Regions from separate parts of the Homo sapiens genome. Here regions 2 and 3 are each linked to region 1. The links are chromatin loops, found by intact Hi-C in ENCODE. Cell type or tissue: A673. All regions are shown on one strand. Region 1 has its middle 24 kb from the start of TMEM37. Region 2 has its middle 1.3 kb from the start of SCTR. Region 3 has its middle 19 kb from the start of TMEM177.

Region 1 (2,500 bases):
TGCCATTTGTTACTCCACTAAGGGACATTTGGGAACATCCTGCCTCCCTGGGTTCCAGTGTCACTGCAGCCAGAGGCTGTGTGGGAGATGGGGAGGGACCAGGTGTGCTCCTGCCATAGGGCTCCCCCATCACTGGGTAAACTGAGGCTTGGCCTGATGTCTTTCTAATTTAAAATCGCAGGACCAGGACCTGCACCACTGGACAAAATGAAAGCACCTGTCCCTGCTCAGGAGACAGTGAGAGAGCTTGGCAGTTGGGATGGGGGTTGGGGGTGGAAATAAACAAAAAGATGTACACAAGAAATGGCTGAAAAACAAATAAAATGAATGCTAATGAATACTGTGCAGACTGACTCAGTATATTCCCAGGTACAGTGACCAGTGTGCACAGCCAAGTCCACATGCTCAGTTGCAATGGTGGTCAAATCTCTAGGGAGCCCCCAGCTTCAACGTGTGTGGCTTTTTTTCTCCACTTCAGTTTCAAGTCCCACAGCAAACTGGTTGGCCCACTGGGCCTGGATCTAGGAATGTAGATCCAGGGTGTGGATCTGAGTGTGCCTCCAGCCTTCCCTCCCTAGGGTGTCTCTGTGCAGTGGCCTTGTTCTGTCCTGCTGGGGAGGGACTTTCTTAGGCAGAGAGGAGGGCAGTGGCTGCTGACTGCCCCACCGACGGAGACCCTAGAGGAAGAAGGGACTTCCAAGTGTATATATAATGCCCCAGAACTGTCCCATTTAGGTTGACTAGGCACTCACCCCTCAGACCCATCCATTACTGTCACCACCCCCAGGCCATGTGCCCCTTGCCACAGCCAGGAATGACAGGATTCTGAGACTGTGGCTCCATTGGGAACGGGTAACGTGGGCAAGGGGAGAGGGCCAGTCTCCCCCCAGAGAACAGGGCAGTGCTACCAAAAGAAGAGGGAAAGAGACACAGAGGCACTAAAATCTCTTATGTCTGCAAGATGTGTATATGTTTGTGGCAGTGGGGTGCCAGACTTGGGTGGGGAATAAATCAATTATTTGTCTGTAATGTCAGGCAGAGGCCAGCAGAGGGAGATGTTGGAATGTGTTGGGATTTGTGGGCCCTCTACCCACAGACAGGACTTGGGAAGCCAAGTTTATTCTCGGCTGAGACATTTGTGTTGGTGGTGACCCCAGTAGTTCAGTGTACACTAACTTTGTCTTATGTACAAAACCATTTAAAACAGTGTATAAAATTACCTTCAGACTACATGTAAAAGATGTATATGAAAAAAATGAATTTCATGTTTAGACTTGGGCCCCGTCTTCAAGAGATCTCATTCTGTATATACAGATATTCCGAAATCTGAAAAAAAAAAAAAAATCCAAAATCTGAAACACTTCTGGTCCCAAGCATTTTGGATAAAGGACACTCAATCTGCATTGAATTAACAGCACCGCCCAGCTCAGCGAGCCTGCCAGGGGCGTGAGAGCCCTGAATCCACACAGTCTGCTCCAGTCCCCACTTAGATTTTCCCCAGAGGGAGGCATTTCCTGGTGCTCTTCTCACCATCTAGGCAGCTGGGCATTCTGAAATGTCTCCAGGAAATGCCGTTGGGAGATTTCTGAGACTCTTCAATCAAACCCAGGCCTTCAGGGAGCACCCAGGTTGCAAGTGGTGAGTCCAGAGTGCAAGTGTTGTGCTGAGAGTGCTGATGGTGCAGAAAGCCCTGGATTTGAAACCCCAGATGCAAACGAGCTTGGGTCAGCTGCCTGACTTCCTTGTGCTTCTGTTGCCTCTCCCTAAAATGGAGATATAGTAGTTCCTGCCTAAAAAGTTTGATGCGGGCCGGGTGCGGTGGCTCACGCCTGTAATCCCAACACTTTGGGAGGCCAAGGCGGGCGGATCAGGAGGTCAAGAGATCGAGACCATCCTGGCCAACATGGTGAAACCCCGTCTCTACTAAAAATACAAAAATTAGCTGGGCGTGGTGGCGGGCGCCTGTAGTCCCAGCTACTCGGGAGGCTGAGGCAGGAGAATCGCTTGAACACGGGAGGCAGAGGTTGCAGTGAGCCGAGATCGCGCCACTGCACTCCAGCCTGGCGACAGCCTGGAGACTCCGTCTCAAAAAAAAAAAAAAAAAAAAGTTGATGTGAGGAATAAATGAAACAATACATTCTAGCGTGCCTAGCACAGTATCTAGTACACAAGTGCTCAACAAATATTATAATAATATTGTAATCCCTAACACAGACACACATTGGAATAACCTACGTAACTGGTTGCACATAAATCTGTCCCAAATATTTGCAGCTGACCCCTTCAGGCAGGAACAGCCCATCACAATGGATAGAAAGCATGTTAAATGCCTGTGGGCTCCCTGCCTTCTTAAGGACACATGACCCAACTTTTCCAATTAACTTGAGGTCACAGAACATCAATCAGTATATTATGTGTTTTTGTTTTATTTTAATTTTTGTGGGTACATAGTTGTTGTGTATATCTATGGGTTACATTGGATGTTTCGATACAGCATGCA
Region 2 (2,500 bases), 120 kb after region 1:
CAGGGGAGGAGGCAGAGGGAGGGCGCGGGGACCCGGAGTCGGCTCCCGCAGGCTGGGCCCAAGCTGGAGGAGGCCAGGAGAGGGCACGCTGGCTTAGCCTTCTACGCGGCAATCCCGCCCAACCCCGGGTCCGGAAAGAGCACTGTCTCTGGAGTCCACGGACAGAAAGCGCAAGCTCGCTGGGGGCCGGTGGGCAACTTAGGTCACCTTTGTAAGCCTCGGCTTTCTCATCCCTAACAACACGTCTGATAATACCCACTCTCGGACTGAAAGTTGTCACACAGTCGAGGCCCATTGCATCTATTCCCCCCGATAGCTACCTTGCACTTTATTTCCGATTTTTTCATTATTGAAGTCATTAGCGCTAATTCCATGAAGTTTCACTCCCATGAACTCCTCCTTTGATGATGACCAAGGAGGATCTGTGGTACACTCAGGCATCTGGGGACCGTCCTGAGGATGAACCCCCTGGGAGGCTATTTAAGCCTCAGGCAGGTAGTCCCAGTAGCCCTCTCCATCGGTGCTGTGTATCCTGGAGGTTTGCTTTTGGCCTCTTAGTACAAGGCGTCTCTTAGTACAAGACGTCCTCTTAGTACAAGGCGTCTCTTTTGGCCTCTTAGTACAGGGCGATGGCCCTTTTTTACTGTTACATAAAAAAGAGAGTCTCACCATGTTGCCCAGGCTGGTCTTGAACTCTTGGGCTCAAGAGATCCTCTCACCTCGGCCTCCCAAAGTGCTGGGATTACAGGCATGAGCCACTGGGCCCAGCACTAGATGGGTCTTGCAAACTCAATTTTCCTTAGTCTGCACTGGTGCCCACTCCCTTCCTTCTTCTCTCTCCTCCTTTCTTGATCTTTCTCCCAGGCACTTTAAGTACATCAGCTCATTTAATTCTCCCTCACACCCCTAGGTGATACGATGTCCATTTGACAGAGGAGGGCATTGGAGGTGGAGGAGGATTCATTACATGTCTGGGTACTGCAACTCAGAGGCTCAGACAGGAAAGCCTGAATCTACCCTTACATGGCTGACCCGACTCTCTGTAACTGGCCCTTACGCAGAAGGCCATGCAGCTGTTAAGGTAACAATGTGTTGTCCTTAGCAGCCTTCCCTACCGGAAGAGACTATTAGTAAATTGAGGCTGGTAAATCCCAGCAGAAATAAAAGGGAGGAAAATCCATTCAGCTCCTAGGTCCAAAACCAATGCTCAGTACACATCAAACCTAAAGTATACATAATCACCAACCCCCTGCTAGAAACTCTTTCTACATAAATACTCACCCAAGGGCCTAATGAAATGTGCAAGGATGTTTGCGGAAGCACTATGACAGTGGCAGGAAACGAGATGATATATGGGGAAAGGGAATCACCCTTATTTCTTTCTTTCTCATGGGCAGCAGTCATTACTATAATGCTCCTGACTTGTTTCTACCCCTTCCCTCTCTCTGTCTGTCTATCCCCCACCTCTCTCTCATGTGCACCCACACGCAAGCATGCATGCAGGCACGTATACACAGGTGAGGCCAGCTTACATGATTGATGCATTTGGAATAAGGAACTGGCATGAGTTCGGTCCCCTCCTCTCTCCTTCCTTTGACAGTGTGCCCCCCTACAGAGAGCCTGTAACTGGATTTCCCTGGGCCAGGCTGTGATTAGTGGTCGAGGCTCTACTGGAACTGGTCCAGTATGAACTGTTGTCTCTCTAATTCTGGGGTTTAGTTAGGAAACCCACTTGCCTACAAGTATAAACCACATTCTGCAATACTGACTTTATAAAGTGATATTTGGCCGCATCTGTCTTGATCTTATTTCTCAATTGGTTCAAGTTTCAGGCTAGAAAGAAAAATGTTATTTCCTAGGCTGCTTGAACCGCAGCACCCTAAATATCCATCGCAAAGTGCCTGAGGTAAGGACTTGCAATTTTTACTATACAGATTTCTGTGTTGTTTGAATGTTTTCTGTAACAACGCTGCGTATGGCTGTTTGGCGTTGAAATAAATAAAAAGAAAACAACACAAAAATGCAATCCGTGCTTTATACCAGAGCTTCGTGATATCTGATGAAAAAACAAAACAACATTAGTTCTGGGCAATTCAATACATTTCTGGCCTGTAGCAAGCCATTCTTGCTTAAATGGGAAGCTCTGCCTCTCAGAGAGTTGAGAAAAGGGATTGAAGTGCTCCCTGAAAGGTCCTTAAAACCTGCCTAAGACAATTTCACAATAGGGGTAGAAGGGAAGAGGTAGGAAAACTAACCATATATTTACCACCTGTCGTGTGCTGGGGAGTCTGTTAGGAAGCTCGGGTGTGTTATCATATCCAGTCCTCCAAGACCATAAAAGAGATGGGAACTTGAGGCTTAGGAAAGATAAGTGCTTGCCTCCATCAGCACAGCTAATAAGGGGAGGAGCCAGGATTTGAATTCAGGACTGAGCCCAAGCCTGTGTCGTGAAGGAAACAAAATATTTCACTCTATTATTTGACATATTTTGAGATGGCTG
Region 3 (2,500 bases), 250 kb after region 1:
TAACATCCCATTTGCTAACACATCTCCTTGCGAGAAACACATTTACTAACTACATTACAGTATTGGTGTCCTTTTTACTTTGGCTTTATAGAGTCCAGTTAAAATACTGGTTCCCGAATTGCCTGGGCTGGTTCTGTTGCTTTCTTTGTCTCCTACTCCCATCAGTGTGGTTGTGTTTTCATATGAGTTAGGTTCATGTGTTACTGTTTGTATTTCATCTTGGGTTCCCCTACACGCTAGTTGGGTTTAATTATTTATTTCAGGGTACGTGGAACATTACGATGGCTCTAAATACAAAGATACTCAGAGAAGTATCATTCCTTCTCATTCCCAATCCATCTCCATTCCGCCATCTTGCTGCCCCATGGGTACCCACCCTTCCCACTGTGGGCAACCATCTCTTTAGTTTCTGGTTTATCCTTCTTGTGGGTAATTTTTAAGGCCCCCAAGGGCTCCCATGTGCTCCTCTGCATTCCTCCTCCACATTAACCAGTCACTGGCCTGACCTACTAGCAGTTTCCGAAGCATAACCCACTCGTCCGCACCCCTGGGCCTCTGCACATGCTATTCCCTATGACCTCACCACCTTCTTGCTTAGTGTCCTTCTCACCTAAGGTTTCCCCAGGCCTCTGCCCCTTGGCCCCTGTACTGACCTCTGAGGCAAGGCCTACCTAGTCCCTGCTTCTGTGGAGAGGAAGGGCCCAGGCAATGTTTGTTCAGGGAATTGCTTCCCTCAGCATCCACGCTTAATACCATGCTGTGCACATCACTTCGTTCACCAACATCCAACCAGCAGCTACTGAATCCCTGGCTACTTCCACCTACCCAATCTCCCTTTCTTGCTGGGTGCCCCACATTGCATTGTTGGTGTGAACTTTCTGGCTCCAGACTTTGAGCCTGTTCCCATGTCAGTGCATGTACTTATGTCCATTTCAGTTTCCCCACCTATAAACAAGAGCCAATTTCTCTTATTTCCCTGCTCTCCCCAGGTTGAAAAGGTCGTGGCCCCTTGGAAAGATTGTATTGACTGTGTTGGGGATCTGGTGCCACCTGGTGGTTGCCACAAGAAAGGCCTCTCCTGACTCCCAAGTTGTAACCCGTTTCCACCAAATCGACTTCCAAATAATATTTATCAGATCATCATCTGTGCTTTTCTTCCTTGTTTCAGACCACTTTTAGGTGGAAAAGGCAAAGAAGGCTTATATGTATTTTCTTCCATAATGAGTCCATCAGAAAAAGTTCCTTCGGTGAAATCGTTGACCACGTGATGTTTGGGGACTCCCTATGGGATCAATCATCCGGGTTCCTTAGAGACCATGGCCATAATCAGGGGCTGGCCAAGGGAATGAGTATCCCTGGGTTCAACAGCTGTTTCTGAAGACCTGCCAGTTCCCCTGTCTTGCATTAACTCGGGTTATCATGCCATTCTCCTTCTAAGGCCAAAGATACCTGTAACCGAAGAATCGGGATACTTCACTGCAGTCACTTCATTTTTTTTTCTTTTGAGGCAGAGTCTTGCTCTGTCACCTAGGCTGGAGTGCAGTGGCACAATCTCGGCTCACTGCAACCTCTGCCTCCCAGGTTCCAGCGATTCTCCTGCCTCAGCCTCTCAAGTAGCTGGGATTACAGGGACCCGCCACCACGCCCGGCTAATTTTTCTATTTTTAGTACAGATGGGGTTTCACCATATTGGCCAGGCTTGTCTCAAACTCCTGACTTCAAGTGATCCACCCGCCTCAGCCTCTCAAAGTGCTGGGATTACAGGCATGAGCCACCATGCCTGGCCAAGCAGCTTCATTTTAGAAGTGATTATTATTGCTTTCCTTTCTAGAACTTCCGGTTTGTGAAGTATTTTCTCAATGATCCTCAAAACATTCTAAGACATAAAGTAGCTGTTATTAGTGTGATTTTATGCAGAAACTCAGGCCCAGAAAGCTTCATGGACTTACCCAATTAGCAGAAGAGCCAGGTTTGGGCAGGATCTTGGTTTCCTGCAAAGGTTTCGTTGCCTAGCCAGGCGTGGTGGTGTGTACCTGTAGTCCCAGCTACCTGGGGGGCTGGGGTGGGAGGCTCACCTGAGCCCAGGTAGTCAAGGCTGCAGTGAGCCATGATCCTGGTACCCAGTCCACTCTTCTCTCTACTACATGGTAATCAATGAAAATATTACAGATTTACATTTTTTAACTTTTTATTTAAACTTTCAGCTTTGGAGTCTCTAAGAGTAAAGATATTATGTGATGATATTTGTATTTTACTTAATTGCTTATTCTTTAAAACATGTAATATAGAAAAAAATACAAATTAGCAAATGTCCTTTGCTCTAAAGAAATCAGCTGGCAAGTTTGCCCCACCCAGCAGCAGCCATGTCTTACTCATTTCTGTATCCCCAGCATGCAGCAAGATGTTTGGCACAATGCAGGCTCTCAATAAATGTTTTTTGAGGCTGGGTATGGTGGCTCACACCTGTAGTCCCTGCACTTTGGGAGGCTGAGGCAGGTAG

The links. Hi-C counts contacts between places; a loop is a spot of excess contacts. Peaks named below come from ENCODE experiments on the same cell type or tissue, not always from the same donor. Only the 100,000 strongest peaks of a DNase experiment are listed, where the experiment ranks them.
Region 2: a loop joins it to region 1, with 3 times the contacts of the local background. A loop is called at or near these places in 5 of 110 quality-filtered maps.
Region 3: it touches region 1 in a loop (11-fold over the local background); 70 of 110 quality-filtered maps call a loop at or near these places.

Annotation. Positions count from the first base shown.
Region 1 is chr2:119,406,844-119,409,343 of GRCh38, forward strand. No RefSeq gene overlaps it. Among named protein-coding and RNA genes, the nearest start is that of TMEM37, 24 kb to the right of the region's middle. In A673, a CTCF peak has its summit at 1,036 (motif pointing right); DNase peaks (open chromatin) are centred at 1,058 and 1,518; H3K27ac peaks cover 755 bases.
Region 2 is chr2:119,524,509-119,527,008 of GRCh38, forward strand. No RefSeq gene overlaps it. Among named protein-coding and RNA genes, the nearest start is that of SCTR, 1.3 kb to the left of the region's middle. In A673, no CTCF peak of the experiment used is centred here; DNase peaks (open chromatin) are centred at 1,283 and 1,623; H3K4me3 peaks cover 653 bases; H3K27ac peaks cover 2,299 bases.
Region 3 is chr2:119,659,181-119,661,680 of GRCh38, forward strand. It overlaps a transcript of CFAP221 not described here. Among named protein-coding and RNA genes, the nearest start is that of TMEM177, 19 kb to the right of the region's middle. In A673, a CTCF peak has its summit at 1,058 (motif pointing left); a DNase peak (open chromatin) is centred at 1,041.